Linked DNA regions of Homo sapiens: regions 1, 2, 3, 5 and 6 are each linked to region 4. The links are chromatin contacts, found by Hi-C or POLR2A ChIA-PET in ENCODE. All regions are on one chromosome and are shown on one strand. The core of a region is the stretch at or near the end of the contact, and the rest is flanking DNA. Distances in the headings are between cores, read along the strand shown.

The links. A loop is a pair of places that touch in the nucleus more often than their neighbours do. ChIA-PET counts read pairs that join two places held with the same protein, here RNA polymerase II (POLR2A). Pooled maps may share reads with other maps.
Region 1: a map of tibial artery shows a loop between it and region 4 (9-fold over the local background). The contact joins the promoter of GOLGB1 here to the promoter of RABL3 in region 4. A Hi-C loop is called at or near these places in 2 of 168 maps with a recorded cell type or tissue (naive thymus-derived CD4-positive, alpha-beta T cell and tibial artery), 1 of 37 single-sample maps with no recorded cell type and 13 of 50 pooled maps. POLR2A ChIA-PET finds 5 or more read pairs at or near these places in 1 of 52 experiments (activated T-cell).
Region 2: a map of naive thymus-derived CD4-positive, alpha-beta T cell shows a loop between it and region 4 (27-fold over the local background). The contact joins the promoter of MIX23 here to the promoter of RABL3 in region 4. A Hi-C loop is called at or near these places in 1 of 168 maps with a recorded cell type or tissue (naive thymus-derived CD4-positive, alpha-beta T cell) and 17 of 50 pooled maps. POLR2A ChIA-PET finds 5 or more read pairs at or near these places in 1 of 52 experiments (CD4-positive, alpha-beta memory T cell).
Region 3: a map of natural killer cell shows a loop between it and region 4 (14-fold over the local background). The contact joins the promoter of EAF2 here to the promoter of RABL3 in region 4. A Hi-C loop is called at or near these places in 7 of 168 maps with a recorded cell type or tissue (CD4-positive, alpha-beta T cell, CD8-positive, alpha-beta T cell, ascending aorta and 3 more) and 20 of 50 pooled maps.
Region 5: a loop to region 4 is called in a pooled map, with 6 times the contacts of the local background. The contact joins the promoter of CD80 here to the promoter of RABL3 in region 4. A Hi-C loop is called at or near these places in 2 of 37 single-sample maps with no recorded cell type and 3 of 50 pooled maps. POLR2A ChIA-PET finds 5 or more read pairs at or near these places in 1 of 52 experiments (H1).
Region 6: a loop to region 4 is called in a map of CD8-positive, alpha-beta T cell, with 21 times the contacts of the local background. The contact joins the promoter of ARHGAP31 here to the promoter of RABL3 in region 4. A Hi-C loop is called at or near these places in 2 of 168 maps with a recorded cell type or tissue (CD8-positive, alpha-beta T cell and naive thymus-derived CD4-positive, alpha-beta T cell) and 7 of 50 pooled maps. POLR2A ChIA-PET finds 5 or more read pairs at or near these places in 1 of 52 experiments (activated naive CD4-positive, alpha-beta T cell).

What each region holds. Positions count from the first base shown.
Region 1 is chr3:121,748,037-121,751,261 of GRCh38, reverse strand. It overlaps GOLGB1 (golgin B1), which reads left to right and starts at 1,521. Exons shown (of 22, transcript NM_001366282.2): 1 at 1,521-1,630. RefSeq lists enhancers at 1,554-1,793, 1,814-1,863.
Region 2 is chr3:122,381,430-122,384,490 of GRCh38, reverse strand. MIX23 (mitochondrial matrix import factor 23) reads left to right here and starts at 1,260. Exons shown (of 5, transcript NM_001017928.4): 1 at 1,260-1,317. The coding sequence starts at 1,267. FAM162A (family with sequence similarity 162 member A) reads right to left here and starts at 309. Exons shown (of 5, transcript NM_014367.4): 1 at 192-309. The coding sequence starts at 225. RefSeq lists enhancers at 125-174, 1-498 and a silencer at 265-414.
Region 3 is chr3:121,833,728-121,836,966 of GRCh38, reverse strand. EAF2 (ELL associated factor 2) reads right to left here and starts at 1,758. Exons shown (of 6, transcript NM_018456.6): 1 at 1,576-1,758. The coding sequence starts at 1,681. IQCB1 (IQ motif containing B1) reads left to right here and starts at 1,907. Exons shown (of 15, transcript NM_001023570.4): 1 at 1,907-2,001; 2 at 2,488-2,576.
Region 4 is chr3:120,740,843-120,744,155 of GRCh38, reverse strand. RABL3 (RAB, member of RAS oncogene family like 3) reads left to right here and starts at 1,640. Exons shown (of 8, transcript NM_173825.5): 1 at 1,640-1,694. The coding sequence starts at 1,649. It overlaps GTF2E1 (general transcription factor IIE subunit 1), which reads right to left and starts at 1,412. Exons shown (of 5, transcript NM_005513.3): 1 at 1,362-1,412. RefSeq lists enhancers at 1,360-1,479, 1,360-1,654, 1,102-1,740, 1,620-1,909, 1,741-2,379.
Region 5 is chr3:119,557,801-119,561,067 of GRCh38, reverse strand. It overlaps CD80 (CD80 molecule), which reads left to right and starts at 1,454. Exons shown (of 7, transcript NM_005191.4): 1 at 1,454-1,628; 2 at 3,140-3,267. LOC107986118 (a long non-coding RNA gene) reads right to left here and starts at 638. Exons shown (of 2, transcript XR_001740861.2): 1 at 323-638. RefSeq lists enhancers at 1,181-1,230, 2,001-2,060, 2,331-2,490, 2,852-3,146 and a silencer at 2,852-3,146.
Region 6 is chr3:119,292,415-119,295,697 of GRCh38, reverse strand. ARHGAP31 (Rho GTPase activating protein 31) reads right to left here and starts at 1,315. Exons shown (of 12, transcript NM_020754.4): 1 at 694-1,315. The coding sequence starts at 793. RefSeq lists a silencer at 883-1,002 and an enhancer at 1,843-1,892.

The DNA.
Region 1 (3,225 bases), core at 272-2,771, 1.0 Mb before region 4:
GAGATACCAGATAAATGAAATATATAGTACTTTAGATGGCAAAATGCTTAGGGGAAAAAGAAGCAAAGAAGAAGTATATAGTGCATGCAGGAAATTGCAATTTTATTTATGTTTGTATTGATACATATTTGTACATATTTATGGGGTGTGGTAGTTTGATATATGCATACAATGTGTAATGATCAAATCAGGGTGTTTAGGATATCTATCACCTCAAACATTTATCATTTTTGTGTTTGGAACATTTCTAATCTCCTAGTTATTTTGAAATATATAACATATTGTTAACTATAGTCACCCTACTGTGCTATCAAACACTTGAACTTATTCCTTCTATCTACGTTTGTACCCATTAACCAATCTCTTCCCTCCCTCCCCCAACTCCACCTTCCCAGCCTCTGGTACTTATCTCTACTCCATGAGATCAACTTTTTAAGCTCCCACATGAGTGAGACCATGGGATATTTGTCTTTCTGTGCCAGACTTATTTCACTTAGAATAATGACCTCCAGTTCCGTAAGATGGGCAGCCAGGAAAGGCCTTACTTAGCTGATGTTTGAATTGTGAAGTTATGTAATCATTAAGATGAGTATACATACAATGGGCCAGCTGAGTGCACAGCAAGATTCAATAAATTCAAACTAACATTACTCTTATTGCCAAGAGAGTGCCTGAAATGACAGCTCATTGGAAACTGGCTACTTTCCTTCCCTTTCCTTAGGGGTTTAAGGAAAGCATGAGTGATTTCAGTCTTTTGCTGGAGCTCCTCACTGACACTCATTGCAGAGCCTGAGCCCTCAACTCTCAATCTTTGCTTAGGTCCTGGCTTAGGCTCCACTTTGTAAGAGGCACCTTCCTAGTATTCACTACTCTCTCTCTCACAATCATGTCCTTACAGACATTGCTGATCCTCTTTCATACTGACACCGGGTTCTAGTCCGAGTTCCATCACTAAGTCGCTGTTTGACTTTGGGCAAGTTACTTCTGTGGTTAATTATTTTTCATCAACAAAATCAAAAGGTGAAACTAGACGAACAACTAAGAGGCTCCAGTATTTTTTCAATCTAAGAGTCCCATATCCCCCACTCCCTTCTCACAGCTCATTCAACAATCCTAATGGCAGCGGGTGCCCGCAGTCTCAAGTCTCTGCCGAAGCCCAAGCCGCTGTCTCGGTCAGTCACAACCGACGAAGAGGAGGAATTGGAGGAAGCCAGCATAACCACTTCACACTGAGAACATCTGACCTTTCCCAGAACGCCCGCCCACTCGACACTTCCTGTCCCTCCCCAGATCTTGTTCCGGGGCACCTACTCGCGTCTAATCACTCCCCTCATTCACTCTTTAGGGTCCATTGGCTGTTTCTTTGAGGAAGCGGAGCATCTTCTGTCGTTGATTGGTTTCCGTCATTGTTGATAGGTTGGTAACAAACAAGGTGTGCCTGGTCTCCCTGGTAACGTCCTGCCGATAGTCCTGATTGGTCGGTGTCTTAATCCCATCTTCCGTCCCAACTGCTAGTGGCTGAGTCCCTGGCGGGGCGCGGCGGTGGAAGGTGTCGCGTACGGGCTTCCCGAGCTGACGTGGCTTGAATTGGGAGGGGGGCAGCTGGAGCCTCAGGCGGCAGCGCTTCTAGGTGAGTAGGGGACGCTACCCAACTCTTCCCTCTGCGAGTCCAATAACGGTCACCCCCGCCAGAGGGGCCGCGGGAGCTGCCCAAGCAGCTACACCGGAGTCCCCTCCTCGCCCCGCCTCTCCCGGATTCAGTCCTGGATCCGGCCCTTCACCCGCCTCCTTCACCTACCAGGCCTAGTTCTAGTAGCCCACAAGCCTCGGCCTCTCCGGTGGGCCTTCGGGGTCACCCTGCGCAGACTTGGACCACTTGCTCACGGTCTGTCCCCTCCCCGGTACGTTTCTCCTCTGGGAGCGACGGGGAAAAGCGCCTAGGTCAGTCCTGTCCGCACGGCCTTGTTCCTGGAGCGGCCTGCCTAAGTCGGCCTCCGTACGCAGCCGCTGACGTCGGAAAGAACCTGCTGGGCCCCTGTGCTCAGGCCCTAAACAAACTTGGTGTCCCGAAGGGGAGGCGCGACCAAAAGAAATCAAAGGTCTTTAGGGCGGAGATCACAGAATCATTGGAGATATTAATGCAAACGGAGGCCTGTCCAATAATCCTGCTAATGCTAATGGGTTACTGGAAAGATGAGAAGAGAGGAAAGATCCCAACGATCCCGTCAACACGAAAATCCCAGGAATCAGAGGTGGGCAGGCTGTTAGAGAAAAAGGAACCTCTAAGAGAGTTCTCGAGGAAAAATAACTTGGTTTGATGGTGTGGAGTATGTTTAATCTGCACAACCGGAATGTGAAAGGGAGGGTGAGTCCTTTGAGGAATGAGGAATATATTTGTCTGACTTATTTAAAGAGCTCCAGTTGGTCTATGGGGAGCGGACAGTTTGAGAGTGGGACAGGGATATTTACAATCATGGGTAAGTACTTTCACTTTTGGAGATAGTTGGAAGCTGTCTGAGCATTTAAAGGACCTTTTTACAGTTCTGTGCAAGATGCAAGCAAGTGGAGGGCTCTTTACATAAGGGCCAGAGGCCTTTCCAAAAGCGTGAATTGATAAGATTTAGATGGTCAGAATGGTTATGAAGGGGCAAACTCAGGAAATATCCTATTGGAAAAATGGCAGGATTTGGTTTTGGAATAGATGCAGGAAAAAGTTGAAGAGTACTCAAAAGTTGCAGGCATTGTACATTAACTGCTTCATAGCTTTTACTTCTCATCCCTTGACCACAGAATGACCATTTAATGTTTTTCTTTTCACTGCATCAATATTTTTTACTACCTCAGCAGCTTCCAAACCTTTTAATTGCACTCCCTATCAGTAAAACATTTTTGAGCATGCATCTCCCCAAATGTTGTGTGTTTAATTATTTATAGTGTATGACTACCACTGTAAATATGTTGTGTATAATATGAAATATGCAAAAGTATAAACGTAAAAGAATGAAGTTTTTAAAAAGCCTTGTCCACACCTTGGGACCTCCCAACCCAATTTGACAATCACGTAAAGATACTTCCTTGTTTTTCAAGAAGGTCGTTGGCATTTCTGGCATCCAGACTCTGGGATGCAGCCTTTCTTAAACATGATCTTTAGAAGATTTTTTTCAACCTTCTGCTTGAGTTTTATAGGCCCCCTTTCTTTTTCTCCCTTTGATTAATGGATTAATT
Region 2 (3,061 bases), core at 11-2,510, 1.6 Mb before region 4:
TCTCCAATGCCTATCAGCAGCTGCTCACCTAGTTCCCTCCCACATGGCTACTAAGTAGGTAGGATTCTGAGGAACCGAGAAAGTGCGTCATGGAATGGAGCCACTCCGGGGCCCAGGAAGGCTTCAGGATTCCCCCACCCGCAGCGGCCGGGCCAGCTCCCCTACCTCCCATATCCCGACCGGCGTCTCACCTGCTGCCAGGCGCAGACCGCTGAGGCTCCCCATGGCCACTTGCTACTCCGCCGACCAGCGCAGAACTTCGCCGGGGACGGTGGCGCTGGTGAGCTCAATGTCACCCAGCGTTGGAGTGGGAAGGACGCAGGCGGCGCCGGGGGGCGGGGCGTGCGCGACGCGGTGTACAGGCCTGCGCCAGTGCGGGGCGTGTAGGACGTGCGCCACGCGCTGGAGACCCGCGGCGCCAGCCTAGTGCCCCTGGCGCCGCATCCTGAGCCAGCCTCGGAGATGGTCCTGTGGAGTGTGGCGCCGTGGGCCCTTGCCCTAGCGGATATGTACCCATGGGAGTACCTGTGTGAAATAGAAAGGAAATGTGCAACTTTCGTGATCTGTAAACTCCCGAAATACACCAGATAAACCAGTATTCCAGTATGCCGCTCTTCCAGTGTTTTCAATGAACATATGCTTTTATCAGAAAACACATAATTGGACTCTGCTCAGTGGCCCTATCTCTTGTTGGAGCATCCCTCAGGCTAATCTGAGAAATTAACATGTATGTTTTCAATTTGTTTTCTATTTACCTATTTTCTAAAAACATTTGATCATCTCCATCCTAAACACTTTACTCATACCCACCCACACTGCCAGAAATGCCGTTTTTTCTTGACGTTTCTTAGTGGTCCCAAATTCTTAACAAAGACCCCCCTGCTCCAGGGTCCGGGGAGGAGGTTAGGCACTGGAGTGAGAGGTATTAGAAAGGCCTCACTTGCCTAGATTTCCTTCAACGACCTGGTAGGGGAACCACAAGGAAATTGTTTCCCTTTTGTGAAAAGATGGGATTGGAGTAAACAGTCCCTTCAAGGTCTGACAATCTTTGATCCATGTATCTGGCCCAGTTCCAGGAGGACATGTTAAAAGGGTTGGGACAGCAGGGTGACAGGTTCCGAGGTGGATGCGGACCACGTTGAACTCAAGCCTTGCACTCAGCTTTCCTAAGGATTCCCCTCGTACTATATTTTTTGTCAGGCGACTCCGCGGTCACCTTTGCTCCGCGGTGATTGGCCTGCAGCGGGGTCCTCGTGTTTGTCCAATATGGCGGCGCCCAGTGGCGGTGTGAACTGTGAGGAGTTCGCCGAGTTCCAGGTGATGGGGTTTTCCTCATGTGGCAGGCATGTGCCTCCTTTTGTCCCCAGACCCTATTCCCTGCTTTGCGAGGGAGTATGAACCAGCTTTGGAAAAAGCGGGCAATTCAAAGCTCTTTTCTCGAGCCATTGGAGGTCATGGGGGGCGCGGGTTTGGCCTTAGGGAGCGAGGCTGCTCTGTAGGAGGAGGGAGGAGGGGGGTCATAGTTCTCTCCGCGGCTCTCCGGCCTTGTCTGGGAAGCTCTGGGTAATCTGCTGTGGTAAAGCTCGGGATGCGTGGATAAGGATTGTAACAATCTTGTAGCAGTTCCCTGAACTCAGTTTCCAGCTTCTGCCATTCCTCTCCTACTTTTGTAAGTAGAGTTTTTGTGGGAGAGAAGAAGGTGCAGAAGAGCTATTTAGTTGATAAAACATACTTGGTGCAATTTACTATTTTTGTGGGACAGGACGTATGGAAGCTTGGAGGGAGGATTAATTATAGTACCTGCTCTAGTGTCATTGCCCATTAGAGAAGATGTAATATTTAGAGGTTTTGCCTTTTTATGTTCAAATATCAGAGACCTAGGGCTAATTATTAACACCTGAATGCAAGAATAGGGATCTGGTTTTGACCAAGTTGCCATTAAAGTTATCTGTTCCAATTCAGTCATAAATGTGCTTCTGTTTAGTTACAAAGTTGAATTCCAAAATCATGATCTTAAATATGTATTGCATTATTAACTAACCCAAGATACTGAAAAATTGACCTATCTGTAGTAAGCTTTGTACTTTGAACGGTTTGAAGGTAGTGGTATTCTTGAATACTGCCTCAGCCTCCCTGTAGCTAGGACTACAGGCACGTGTCACCACGCCCGGGTAATTTTTTAAAAGAAATTTTGTAGCGAGAGTGTCTCACCAAATAATCCTCTTGCCTCGTCCTCCCAAAGTGTTGGGATTACAGGCGTGAGTCACCACGCCCGGCCTAAAGTGTTTAAAATTTTTGCAACTCTTATTTTTTCATTATAAAAATTAGATTTAGTACTTCTGTAAAATATCCTATTTCCAAATTGAAATAAAATCCAGAAAAGAGTGTTTAAAATCGAGTGCCTAGAATCCCATTTTAGCATGCATTCAAGAATTTATTAGATACTGTATTAGTCCGCTAGGGCTGCCATAACAAAATACCACAGACTAGGTGGCTTAAACAATAGAGATTTATTTTTTCACAGTTCTGGAGACTAGAAGTCCAAGATTAAGCTGCCATCAGTTTCTAGGCTATACAGTTTGATTTAAGGGGGGAAAAAGAGTGCCATCAGAATTAGTTATAGTAAGGCTTCTCTTCCTGGCTTGTAAATGGCTGCTTTCTCACCATGTCTTCTCTATGTCACTATCTCTTCTCTGTGCCTGCACCTGGAAGGAGAAGGATCTCTGCTATCTCTTCCTCCTCTTCTTTTTTTTTTTTTTTTTATTTTTTTTTTGAGACAGAGTCTCGCTCTATCCCCCAGGCTGGAGTGCAGTGGCACAATCTTGGCTCACTCCAACCTCCACCTCCCGAGTTCAAGCGATTCTCCTCCTGAGTAGCTGGGATTATAGGCGCCTACCACCGTGCCCGGTTAATTTTTGTATTTTTAGTAGAGATGGGGTTTCACCATGTTGACCAGGCTGGTTCCAAACTCCAGACCTCAGGTGATCCGCACCCCTTTCAGCCTTCCGAAATGCTGGGATTACAGGCGTGAGCCATGGCGCCCAGCCTATCTCTTCCTCTT
Region 3 (3,239 bases), core at 509-3,008, 1.1 Mb before region 4:
TGAAGGACCTGCAAGATTATTTTCAAAGGCAATTTTTTATTCATTTAAATTGGGATTTGTGCCCTACATAAGAGAATATATACCCAAATCATATAGAAATATATTCTTAAGCAAATTTTTATAATCTTAAGCCCTTGTAACTTGAAAAATTAATATTAAGACTATTGCATACCTGAGAAGGAAGAGAAAAGGAGAGAGTAGATACTATTTGAGAAAAAGGCATGGAAAAACCAGATAAAGACGCATATCACACTTCCGGAAAATGGGACTGAAGAGAGAGAAACTGCAGAGCCAGCACAGCACCATCTCATCGTGGGGAGCTCTGGATGAGAAAGTATATGATAAAGAAGAATAAACAAGGGACACTGTTGAAGAGTTTCTGTTCACAAATATCTCACCCATTTATTCTACCAATTGGATGTTAATTTTGCTTTAAAAAAACCCTTTTAGTAAATATATTCTTGCAGGGTTAAAACCAGTGGTTCTTCATACCTTTACTTTGAGTAACTATAACTAAATTGTCTACAACTTAAATAAACTTTTGGGAGAATGTATGCTTTAATTAGTTGTTTTGATTGAACCATGGAACATTTCAGAGTAAAAACCATAAAGGTCTCTAAACAACCCGAGAACAGAATGACTGAGAAAGGCGGAATGATGAGATATTAAGGAAGGGCAAGGCTGGGGAAAGGAAGTGAAAAAATACTTACAGTTTTACCACAGAAAAATGAGAAGTTATAATTCAGTGATCTTGAAGTTTCCTTCCCGCTCTACAATTCTATGACAGTTGTTATGCAAAAAACGAATGTCTTACACATAAAAACTTATATGCTATATTTTCCTTCCTGGAATCTATATCATCCAACTGCTAAAGCAAAAGAGCTCCTTTTTCTACTCCAACAACATAAAAGAGAATAATTTATTAAAACTAGTTCCAGAGGACATAAAGAAAACCAAAGGGTAGAAATCATAGGGAGGTAAGCATCTTCCAAATAAAGAAATTAATAACACACCCTCGAATACTTTGATAATCAGTATTTGATAACTGAGTGAAATCTGGGGTCCAAAGAGATATACAGATCATTGGGATGGTTGAGAATTTCTCCCTTTGCAAAGAACACACCAAATAAGAACCCTCATCTGCCAGAGGTGAGAAAAAGTGATGAAAAGAGAGAATATTGCCCCACCAGCCTCAAGGCATTCAAGTTCCCCGGCATTCGGTCCTTAGTCCCTTCCCATTTGTCACCTTATTATTTTCCTGTCCACCCCTGCATCATCCACCTGTCACGTCTGTCTCCACAGTCACCTCTACAGACTTTTTTCACACTTTCCCTTCCTGTCTGCTGGTCTCAACGCTCTCTGTCCAGGGTTTACCCACATTTGCTCTACTCCGATTCCTTCCACCGACCCCCTAAGACTCCGAGCAGGTTAGAGGATCGCGCTGCCTCCCCCCTCCCCGCCCCGTAGTCTCCAACAGTGTAAGGGGTACTGTGGGAACAAAACCCAGAGGGGTTTGTGCCTCTTCACCCCCATCCCGGGAGGCTCCCCCTCTATCCCCGGATGGTCCTCACTCACAGCGCACAGTGTGGAAGGCGCAGCGCGGCTGCTTCTCGAAACTCTCCCCTAACTTGAGAACCCGCTCGCGACGGTCTAGGTGTGAGAATCCCGCTGCGCTATTCATAATTACTCTCCTGCTTTGACTTTAACTCCGCCACCAGCGCTCACTATCTGCCACCTCAGCCTGAAGCAGCTGCACTTGATCCCGCCAGCCAAGTCACCCAGACTCCACCCCGCGCTCGACGCGCACCGCCCCACCGGAGCGTCTCACGTTCTGATTGGCTTATTAGCAAAGGGCGCTCCGCCCCTTGACTCCGAGGCTCCTAGTCCCGCCTCCAGGCCCCTTCCCGCGTCGCGACGCACGCTGCCCCGGAAGGCCGCGGCGCTGTAGTGCGGCGTGGGAGCCCCAGGTTCTTTAGTGGAAGAACGCGAAGCGAGGATGAGGTAACTTATCTGAGGTGGTGGCTGGGGAGGGAGAGGGCCCCAGGGCGCCTACCAGGAGGCCAGGACCCCAGGCTCCTGGACGAAGTCAGCCGGCTTGTAAGAGCTCTTAACGGGAGAATCGGCCTGCCCTCACGCCCACTCTGTAGAGATCTGGTGTGGAAACTGAGGCCTGGGGAGGTGCAGTGTCCAGGCACAGGGCCTAGTGTCTTATCCAAGGCCTGGTAGCGCGAAAGCCGGGTCTAGAATCTGGAGTAAAGGAGCCCAGAGGCCCCAGAATCTCGGTCCTTAGACTTGAAGCGACGCTGTTACCTCAGTAATCGTTTTCTGACCTTTTTGTACCAGAGGAAGTTTCTTGTGGTCCTAGGACTGGAGAAGGGGATGTGTAGTGGGGAGGAGAAAGAGGATTCGGAGATAGCAACTGCAGACATTTAGGATCAGCCGCAACAGGATCGCACTGAATTTCCTTTTCATTTATTTTCCTCACAGTGATCCGTGGAGGCAGTAACAGGCGCGGCGAGGGAGAAGTGATTCCCGAAGAATCAAGGCTGGGCCGGACCCGGTGGCCTGGCAACAGGGTAGTAGCCTTAAAATAGATAAATAATTGTCTTTTTGTGTCAAATTTCATGAATTTAATGTAAAGATGGGAGAAGTGTTGAATTATAGGAGAAACACTCGAGAAAGTTTACAGATGGTTTCCATAACAGGTGGTTTTTCAGGGTAATTACGCAATCCAACTGCACTCCCTCACCTTCTGCCTTAGGCACATTTGTCAATTGATTTTGGGGTAGGTGGTTATGTCTCCTTCAACCTGTCTGTGTAAATCCTACCCTTTGAAGGTGTGCCGAAGCTGTTTCATATCGTAGTTAAATGCTTTAAGGCAGATGGTGGCTCTAGTTTGAACCCCTGCTTTATACTTAACAGTGTGACTTTGTGCCAGCTAATTACATTCTCCAGAGTTTAAGTATGCTCATTGTTCAAATTGGGAAAAAAATAATAGTATCTGTTCCTTAGAGTTGTTGGAATGATTAAATGAGTTAATACATGAAAGCAATTAGAACAATTCCTGGAGCATGATAAGAGGTCTCCAAATGGTTATTTAAGGCCCAGCTCTACACTTATACTACATTTTAAGACCATCTTGGTGGCTGCCTTCTCTTCTAAATAGAATCATTCTAGGAGGTAGGAATTGCTATTTTGTTTACAGCAAGAAAAATGGTTCAGAGAAGCCCAGTCCTCTG
Region 4 (3,313 bases), core at 391-2,890:
TCCAGCTCCTCTTGCAAAATTGGAAATATCTGAGGAAAAAGTGAGCCCATGTTCCCACATGGAAACAATAAGCTGAAGCCGAATAGCAGCTGGCGTTATTAGGGAAGGAGTATGGCTGGTCTCTGGAGACTTCTGAGCGTGGGACCTCCTAGGACCTTTGTTTCTTCCTTTGATCTCCATAGTCCATGAGTCAGATCCCAGCCTCACCTCCCTACCCCAGCCCAGACCCACGTGTATTTTAATCATATCAACATTTAAGGACTACTGTGCACCAGGCACGGAGCCAGAGAAACAAAGTTGAAAAGAAGGCACCCTCTGCCCTCTGTCTACCCTGTCAGCCTCATAACCAGCCACACCAGCATATTCTCAATTCCATGAGCCACATGTGCTTTCCCTGCATCCCAAGGCTTTGCACATGCTGTTCCTTCTGCCCCTACAGCTAAGCCCAAACCCCCTTCTCCTAATCATCCTTCAAGTCTCAAATGATATTTCCTCATGGAGGCCTTCCCAGACTCCCCATTAAGTAGCATACAATCATCCCCTTTCACGTGTTCCATGGCTCTTTCCCCCTTCTTGTACTTTCTCCATGTCTATCTCTAAGACCAGACTTCATCTTGTTCACCAATTAATTTCCAGCATCTAGCATAGCCAGACAAGTACTTCCATAAAACTTTCCATATGTCTCCTAGGCACGTTTTGTTCCAACATGGCTCATCTTGCCAGCTTCCCCCTGCTTCACTTCCTCCACTCTTGTTTCCAAGGTAGAATCGGACAGGCTACTGGGCACTCTCTTCTTAAATTTAAAACAGTTTTAAGCGGGAGGTGCGTGGATCAAATTCAGGATGTTAAAAGATTGTACTGACTGCAGAGTGGAGAAAAAAACAAGAAAAGTGGATGCGAAGAGACCAGTTAGATTACTTCAGTAAATCGCCACTCCAGTTCTAGAACAACTTGGGATTCTACACATCTAACTGCGGTGTTGTGTTACCACATTTCATGGCACTTTCCACGCCTTCACACACACAGCGGCAAACTACCGCGAAACCTCCGGACCCAGCTGCCCTCCACGAGACGCGTTCGGTGATATGCACTCCTCCCCAATGCGAGACTCCGAGACCCCAAACTCCCTCGGACTCTCCCAGTTGGGTCCAGGGCCACACTCGGCGCAGCCAAGCCCGCCCTACCCGAGGTCGCACACGGGCCGCTCCGGGGTCAATGGTTCTTTGGAGGACCAAGAGGACCAAGGCAACAGGGTAATTCATTAGGGGAGGATAGTTAAGAGGGAGCGAAAGGAAGAAGAAATCATGAAATGCAATGCCCGGCCAGGGAACTCCGAACAAGGAACAGGGAACAAGGTTTACCAAGGCGAATCCTGGAACACTCCCACTACAGCTGCCCCCAGCGCTTCAACTACCGGCTTAAATGAACCACGCCCCTTGCGCGACAAAGAAAACGCACTATTCCTGCGACCAGCTGGGGAAGCACCCCGCTACCTTTTACCAGACCAGCCAATGAGTTCAGTGAAACCTTCGATCAAGACAGTCACGCTCCGAGTGGCCAATGAAATTGAAGGCTCTGCCCTCCATGCCCAACTCTGATTGGCTTACAATCCAGGAACAGGCGTTAACCCAGGGAAGGCAGTGGCAAGATGGCGTCCCTGGATCGGGTGAAGGTACTGGTGTTGGGAGACTCAGGTGAGCGGCTTACCCTACCTCTGGGGCTCCAGACACTTTTGAGTTACCCAGTAACCCTCCCCTTAGCTTCCTTCCCTCAACTTCCTGGCTCCTCGGCCCGTGGCTGAAGTCCCTCCCAGGGCCTGAAGACTACACTTCCCAGGGGACTTTGCTCCGTGTGACGACGCGGTGGCGGCGGCGTCGTCGCGCGGGTGGGGGTCGCGGAGCCCGGGTCTTTTGCCTTCGCGGCTTTCCGCATCGGTCTCCCAGGCGACCCCAGCCTAGAGTGTATTGTCAATTCTTTTATTAAAAAAAAAAAAAAAAAAAGCAGGCATTGAGTATTGTATGGGGTTCTATGTTAAGGGTACAGAAGTTAGTAGGACCGTGCCTTCAAGAGATTTTGTTCATTAAGGAAGTCAAACGTGCACTGAGAAACGTGCACTGAGAAACGTGCACTGGCAAGCGCTTCGCATGTATTAACTCATTTAATTCTGAGACAGTCCTGTTATCCCATTTTACAGATGAGAGTAGTGAGGCAGAGAGATGTAAATGACAGAATCCTTTTGAACGCGGAGTCCACGAACTTAAACGCTAAGTTATAATTATGCAGTGACATATTGGGTAGTGGTCCTGTTTTATTCTTAACTGAGCTTAATTTCCTGGTTCTCGTTTGATCTTCATTGAAAACCTATTATGTCCTAGACTGTACAATAGAGAAATTAAAGTAAGAGTTTTATTCTGAAGCAGCTAGGATTTAACGCTGAGCCCAATTTAATCCTAGTGTTAAATATATATATATTTTTTTAATCTCAGTGGATGCAAAAAGAATTCTTTTGACACCTGGGACATTTGAGAACTACAGCTGGCGTCTGGATTTCCAGCTCCCACCTCACTGCCCTTATCTTTTCTTCCATAATCCCCAATTCAGCTCTCCTTAGTAACTTCAATAAATGCTGACCTTGCATTTTATAGAAGCGCTCCTCTGGAGTTGGCCTAAGAGCATGTGTTGTGAGCAAAGACGTTGTGCTAGATGCTTGGAGGTGGAGAGGCTTGAAAACTTAATAGAAACTAAATAAAATTGTGGGCAGCAAATATAGGTTAAGAATGTTTTCACATTGCCCTGAGGATTATTTGCATTATGAAATATTTTACAGAGAGCATTATTTAATATTCCCCTAAGAAAGTTGCCTTTTGAAACTTAATGAACATAATCACAATTTATGTCGACTTCATTTCTATCAGGTAGCTTGAAGTGGTGCCGAAGTTAATTTAATAAAATCACTCAGTTTTACAGATAAAGTAATTGTGGCCTAAAGGGACTTGGCAAGAGTATCACTGAGTAGAATTTACAATCCAGAACTAACAGACTTCTTCATGATACGTTAAGTGGGTGTTTTGTGTCCTTTATAATTCCATTTTCTATTGTATCTAACAATCCCTTCATATTACAAACTGTTGCAACTAGTCAATTTATTTTCTTTCCAACAGGCACTGTATTAGGTTCTGGGGTTATAACTGTGGAATTAATGCGTCATATAACAGGGATAGAATTAGCAGCTACATTAAATGTGGAAAAGTAATCAGGCAATTGATAAGCTTCCCTACTGCCCGCCTCCCCTGTTATGGTTTAGTTGTAAAGC
Region 5 (3,267 bases), core at 205-2,704, 1.2 Mb after region 4:
GCTACTCAGGAGGCTGAGGCAGAAGAATTGCTTGAACCCAGGAGGCGGAGGTTGCAGTGAGCCAAGATTGCACCACTGCACTCCAGCCTGGGCGGCAGAGAAAGACTTCATCTAAAAAAAAAAAAAGAAAATAAATTTCTAAAACTCTGTATTTCTTTGCTCTTTTAAGTTGACATCTATAACTTTCTATTACTTTAAATACCTGGAAAAAAAATCACTTCCAGTGCATTGTAATAATGTATCAAGTAGAAGTGGCTAAAATCAGTGAAAACATTTCTTTGATCTGAATAAATGTTCAAGAAAATAGAAAACATGAACTTACCTCCAATCTATGTTCCCTTTACTTGAAAATGTAATGTTGATCTACTAGAGGTAAGGCAGGAATTGTCACATCCATATTCCTTGCAACTATTCAAAATATGCATCTGAGACCAGAACAAGACACAGGTGAAGAAGGGTGCTCACTAGGCCCCTTCTGCCAATACAGAAGGAGACAGTGCAGTGGAGTCCTTTCATAGCAAGTTCTGCCTTCATGATTTCCAAAGCTTCAGTATTCCAAATCTCAGGTGAATAGGGTGGTATCCACTAAGCTCTGCCACAAACTTGTTGCTGAGATGAAGGAAGCCGCCGCTGTAGTCAGTATTTCTCACCCACACGGTTTGCTCTCTTTCTGGCTGGTGTGGGAAGGATGGCGTCTTTTTTTTTTTTTTTTTTTTGAGATGGAGTCTTGCTCTGTTACCCAAGCTGGATTGTAGTGTTGTGATCTCGGCTCACTGCAACCCATGCAAGGTGCTGTCAGGTTCCACCTGTGCAAACAAGTACACTGGTCCAGCATGGGTCAGCTGCTCACTCACAGGGGCTCCAGAATCCTACAAAGGGACACACAGGGGTGGGTGGCAACCTAGTTGGAAATGGGAGTGATGGGCATGACTAAAGTCTTCCTCATCCCACCAGAGGCGCACTCAACTGTGGCTAGGGTGACCAGAATTCACTGTCCAGCGTGGCTGGCAGGAGCCCACTCTCTGAAGATGGTGGGATTCAGAGGTGGGAGTAGAGTTGGGTGGTCCTGTGAGCTGAGCACTCTCCCAAAAGTGTCCCCTACATATGAGGTTGACAGCTTATTCCTGCAGGGACTCAGGAGTAACTCTGGGTGCTAAAACAAAACTTGAGACCAGCACAGAAACAGCCAGCCCATGAAGCTGGCCTCCCATCACACAGCAAGGCTAGCCAGATGCCCCTCACTCTTCTCGGGCACCATTCTTCTCCTCCCCTAGGCCGCCTGGTGCTCGTGGTGTTTCATGTTTGTTAGTCCATGCACGGTGGTGAGGGAGGCTGCTGTGTGATTTGCCCCAGCCACAGCCTCTACAAAAGCAACTAGAAGAAGACGGCAGCAGAGGGCGCTTCTTCAAACACCCTGTCCAACTCCTGGCACTGACAAGTACTGAGTGAACTCAAACCCTCTGTAAAGTAACAGAAGTTAGAAGGGGAAATGTCGCCTCTCTGAAGATTACCCAAAGAAAAAGTGATTTGTCATTGCTTTATAGACTGTAAGAAGAGAACATCTCAGAAGTGGAGTCTTACCCTGAAATCAAAGGATTTAAAGAAAAAGTGGAATTTTTCTTCAGCAAGTAAGTACATTTACTATTATCTTACTATGGGATAGCTTGGTAGAACTAGTTACCAGCAACCTCACTGCTTTTTAAACAAACAATACCTCTGCTACCACCTCCTGGATCCAGGCTTGCCCTCAAAGGAACCCTTAGGGTCTCATTCCCACAGGAGGCTGTGGCTTCCCGACATATTTGGAGCATCATAGTGAGAATTGTGGCCCATTATTTTAAAATATCCTAGATCCTAGCAAATATTGTTTTTGTGGGCCGTATTTGAATTTCTCAAGCCAGTAAAATTCTAGTGAAAGTGGGAAAATCGCTTGAGCTCGGGAGGTTGAGACTGTGGTGAGCTATGGTCACGCCACTGCACTCTAGCCTGTGTGACAGAGCAAGATTCTATCTTAAGAAAAACAAATTCTGGTGAATAAGTCTCTTTTAACTAATCCTGTCTAAAATGGATGATGGCTAATAAAACAATATGGCGTGGCTGGAACTCTAGCTCTAGGGTGGTCTCCAAAGAGGACACTCAAGCATTCTCTGAGCAGCACGGGGCTGTGTCCTGGTAGCAGCCTGAAGGGGTGACAGTGGAGCACAGTGTTTATTTTCATTTCTCAATTTTGACATATTTACTGGAAAAATTAATCCCTAGCCACCTCACATGACAGTACATAATTTTTTTTTTTTTTTTTTTTGAGATGGAGTCTCACTCTGTCGCCTAGGCTGGAGTGCAGTGTTGCAATCATCTTGGCTCACTGCAGCCTCCACCTCCTGGATTCAAGCAATTCTCGTGCCTCAGCCTCCCAAGTGGCTGGGATTACAGGCACCCACCACCACACCTGGCTAATTTTTGTATTTTTGGTAGAAATGGGGTTTTGCCATGTTGGCCAGGCTGGTCTGGAACTCCTGGCCTCAAGTAATCCGCCCACCTCAGCCTCCCAAAGTGCTGGGATTACAGGCGTGAGCCACCACGCCTGGCCCTGGAGTACATAATTTTGATAAGTAACGTCTGCAGTGTCTTTTTTTCCCTCCCTTTTTATGGATAGACTTTTCTGGTTATTGAGATCTCATACCCCTTTATGATATATTATTTGAGTAGAGGGTTTAAAGAATTGAGATACTTGTTTTCTTATGTTAATATGTCAAGAAAGAAGTTGTTTCATAACTTAGGTCCTGCCTTGGACAAAATACACCCTTACTGTCTGCTCTATGTTTCTTGGTATGTTCAGAAGAGGATTTGAACTTTTGCAGGTTGGCTAACAGATATGGAGGGTCCTTAGAGCTCTCCTGTTTCTAACCAAATCTTCACCCCACCTATTAAGTAGAAAGCCTTTTCATGGAAGGGCTGTGGTTGGTTCTTGGAACTGGTCCCCTCACAGAATTTCCATTCGCTTTTCCTCAGGGTCACGCCCTGCTTTAGAGGTTGCTTAGGTTAAGCTCTCCAATTAATTTTAGCAGGCAACTCGAGAGTTTTGCAACTCAAAGTAGGCACACCTTCCTTCCTGAATGACTTTTATTTGTTCCTTTTTCAGGCTGTGAAACTAAATCCACAACCTTTGGAGACCCAGGAACACCCTCCAATCTCTGTGTGTTTTGTAAACATCACTGGAGGGTCTTCTACGTGAGCAATTGGATTGTCATCAGCCCTGCCTGTTTTGCA
Region 6 (3,283 bases), core at 66-2,565, 1.4 Mb after region 4:
TAAAAATGGAGGCCCTCTGACCTTTTTACAACACTCTTCTTGTCTGACACACCAAATGTTAATCTGAAAGCCAAGAGGAGGGAAAAGGTCTTGCAGGGCGGGGAGGGGGTTGTGGAAAGGGGGTGGAGGTACTATATATTTGGCATCAGCTCAGAAATTCAGAAATGTTTGTGCAACCACTCCCCCAGCCAGGATCCTCCCCCACCCCCCACCCGCAACTGCCTTCTAACACATTAATAAAAAAAGATGTGAGCAGACGAAATTGGAGAGCCCAGGAGGGACAGCTAAGGCGGTCATGATTTTGTACCCAGGCAAGACCACTGATCACCATCCCACATGTCCACCCCTCCTCCCTCCCTTCCAACGTGCCAAGTTTAGGATTGGGACCTCTGCAGCTTCCACCCCCATCCCCTGAGGTGGCCCGGTAAACTTGCGGCAGTACCACCCATTAACAGCTTGTGTGAGGCAAACGGAAGGACTGACACAGCAGCCTCTGCGCGTCGGGACAGCAGCGCTGTGCACCTTAAGAATCGTTTATGTTCTTTAAAAAAAAAAAAGAAAAAAAAGTGCAATGAGCGCACAGGCCTGGAATACATTAACTTGTGAACCGACTCTATCACAACTCGAGAGAGTCCGTCTCTCCCTCAAACAAAAAGAAGGTGGGGGCGGGGGAGAAAGGCCAAGGCACATTACCATCCTGTCCCGAGCTTTCCAGATACTCCGTCAGGTCACAGCCAAACGCGCTGGCGGCTCCCTTTCGTTTCAGCTTCTGCTTAGCACCCTTGTTCTTCATGAGTTAGTCCCAAAGAGGCTGCCCCTCCGTCTCTGCCGCCCCTCTGCTTGGCACCGCTGTAAGATGGGCTCCCGGGCTAGATCACCGGCTGCCCCGCGGCTCTGGGGGGCCGCATCGGAAGATGGAAGAACTTGGGCTGGGGGCCCTGCGCATGGACCCCGCGGGCCGCGGGCCGGCAGAGCCTGAGATCCACCCCGCGCCGCTCCGGGGCCGCCGTGCCGAGGCCGTGCAGACTGGCAGCCGCGGGCCGGCTCGCCTGGGAGTGTCACTTCCTCACTTGGAGTCCTAGGGACTTTCACAGGCTCCTGCGGTGTCTTCGGGTGTTTCTCCTCAGCTTAAGAGGGAGGGCAAGCTCTCCCCACCCCTTACTAAGTGCCCCGGAGACGACGCGGACGCGGGGCGAGGAGACTGCCCAGGGGGCTGCGGTGGGTCCTGCGCCCTGGGCCCGCTGTCTCGCCTTCAGACGACTTTGGTAGAGCGAAAAACAAGCATCCTGTCGCTGCTGCCCGCCCTCACGCCTTCCTTTTTTTCCTGTCTTACAAATCCTAGGATCATCCAGCTCAGGAAATGCTGGAAGGAAGTTAGCTAGGGAGGGGGGCGGTGGGTGGAAATTTTTGGCAGCTCGGTGCTTGTGAGTGTGTGGAGCTAGAGGAAGTAGGTGGGTGGGTTGAGGAGCACGGGGTTGGGGTAGAGAACGCGTTCTCCCGAGAGCAGTTCTGCGACTCCAGAGATAACTGGGCAGCCCCGGAGGAAATCGCGCTCTTCTCGCAGGACCCGCAGCCGCAGCCGCCGCTTCCTGCCCCGCCGAGCCGGCTCTTTGAAGTGGCGGGAGGAGGTGCGCTGGCATTCTGCGGGGACCGTGCTGGTTGGGACTTTCAGAACCCTCTGCCCTGGTTTTATCCTCATTGTCATCGTATCTTTGACACTTTCTATTTCGGTGCCCGCCTGTCTGCTACGCAAATACTTAAAGAGTAATGACAGAGACAAACAGGGGACTCCAGCGGAGAAACCTGACAGGCAGTGGCTTCACGCCGGCCACTCCCATCCCAACCTCCTCTGCAGCGTTCGTGCACCCCCACCTCAGCTCACTCCCCTCCCACTCTGGGGTAAAGATACCCCTGGGCAAAGAGAGGCTGCAGCTTTGTAACCACTGCCCAGGAAATCAGATTTCTGGTTACATATTCAAGACACACACACACACTACTGCAAAGTTTTCTAAATGGAAGTGATTTGGGGGGGACAAACCAGGATTTAAGATGCCTCTGACACATGAAATGTGAAGAAAGCAGTCTCCCAGGTTCTTTCATAATTTGTTTCAAGTTGTTTCAAGAGGGCATGTTTTTTTCTTCTCCAGTTAGATTTTAAATTCTTTAACTTCTGTGTACTCAGCACACAGAAAGCACTCAAATTCTTGTGATTTAACCATTTGAGGATTAGATGAAACTTCCTGTATAAATTCAAATCCATATACAGGCTTGAAGGATAGGGGCATATGTCATACAGCTCAGATTGCTGGCAAAGCTGCATCCGTAGCATTTTAGGTACTGAATCCCTTTACAGTCACTGTCTCTCTATGTAACCTTAACAGTCTATGAACTTTGACCCTTGACATTTTCTCTATGTCAGAGGTCACAACTTGATAGCCACCCTGCCAGATCTGGCCCATAGATGTACTTGGCTGGCAGACACCATGCTTTAACACGTTTTAAAATTAGTAGCTAGCATTAAAAAGTTAAGAGATTTCACATAAAATCTGAATTTCTGGCTTCTCTTGAAAAAATGGAAGATCTAGTTACACCACAAGTGCATTCCCATATGGCAAGGACGGCTGATGCTGAGTTGTGGCAGGCCCCTTGGAGGCACCCTCTTTAGAGAGACGACTCTTGCAGTTTTGCAGACCCCACGGCCTGTCTTCCCCCTTTTGCACCTGCCTGGCCTCTGCTGCCACTTGAGTTTGCAGCCCAACCTCTATGAATTGTCTTTCCTGTTTTTCATTTTCCATCTCTCAGTGACACTGAGAAGCATTTGCCCCAGTCATCTTGGTGAAATGTCTTCAAGTAACCACAGACTCATTTGTCTCCTTCCTCTCCCACCTGCAAGGTAGTCCCGCCCAGACGATGAGCTCTTCACCATGCCTCTCAGCTTGGTTTATTCCTTTCCAGGCCCACTCAGTGAGGACCATCCACTCCTCAATTATTAAAGTAACTCCTAGTGGGATTTGTTGAGTCCAATCTCCTCCACTTCCTCCATCCTATGTATTAAAAGCTTGAGGAGTCATCTTGAAGGATTGCTGTTGTTATATGCCTGCCTGCCTTGCTGAAAACCTTTCAATAGCTCCCCAGTCCTACTTTTAGGGCAGCAATTTCTAAGCATTTTGTAAACTGCTTGGAGAGTATCTGATAAGGTATTTGGTACAATGGCTTGTTCCTCCCTTTATTTATAGAGAAGCAGCTCCATATGGGACTATAATGATCACTATTAGCATTTGCT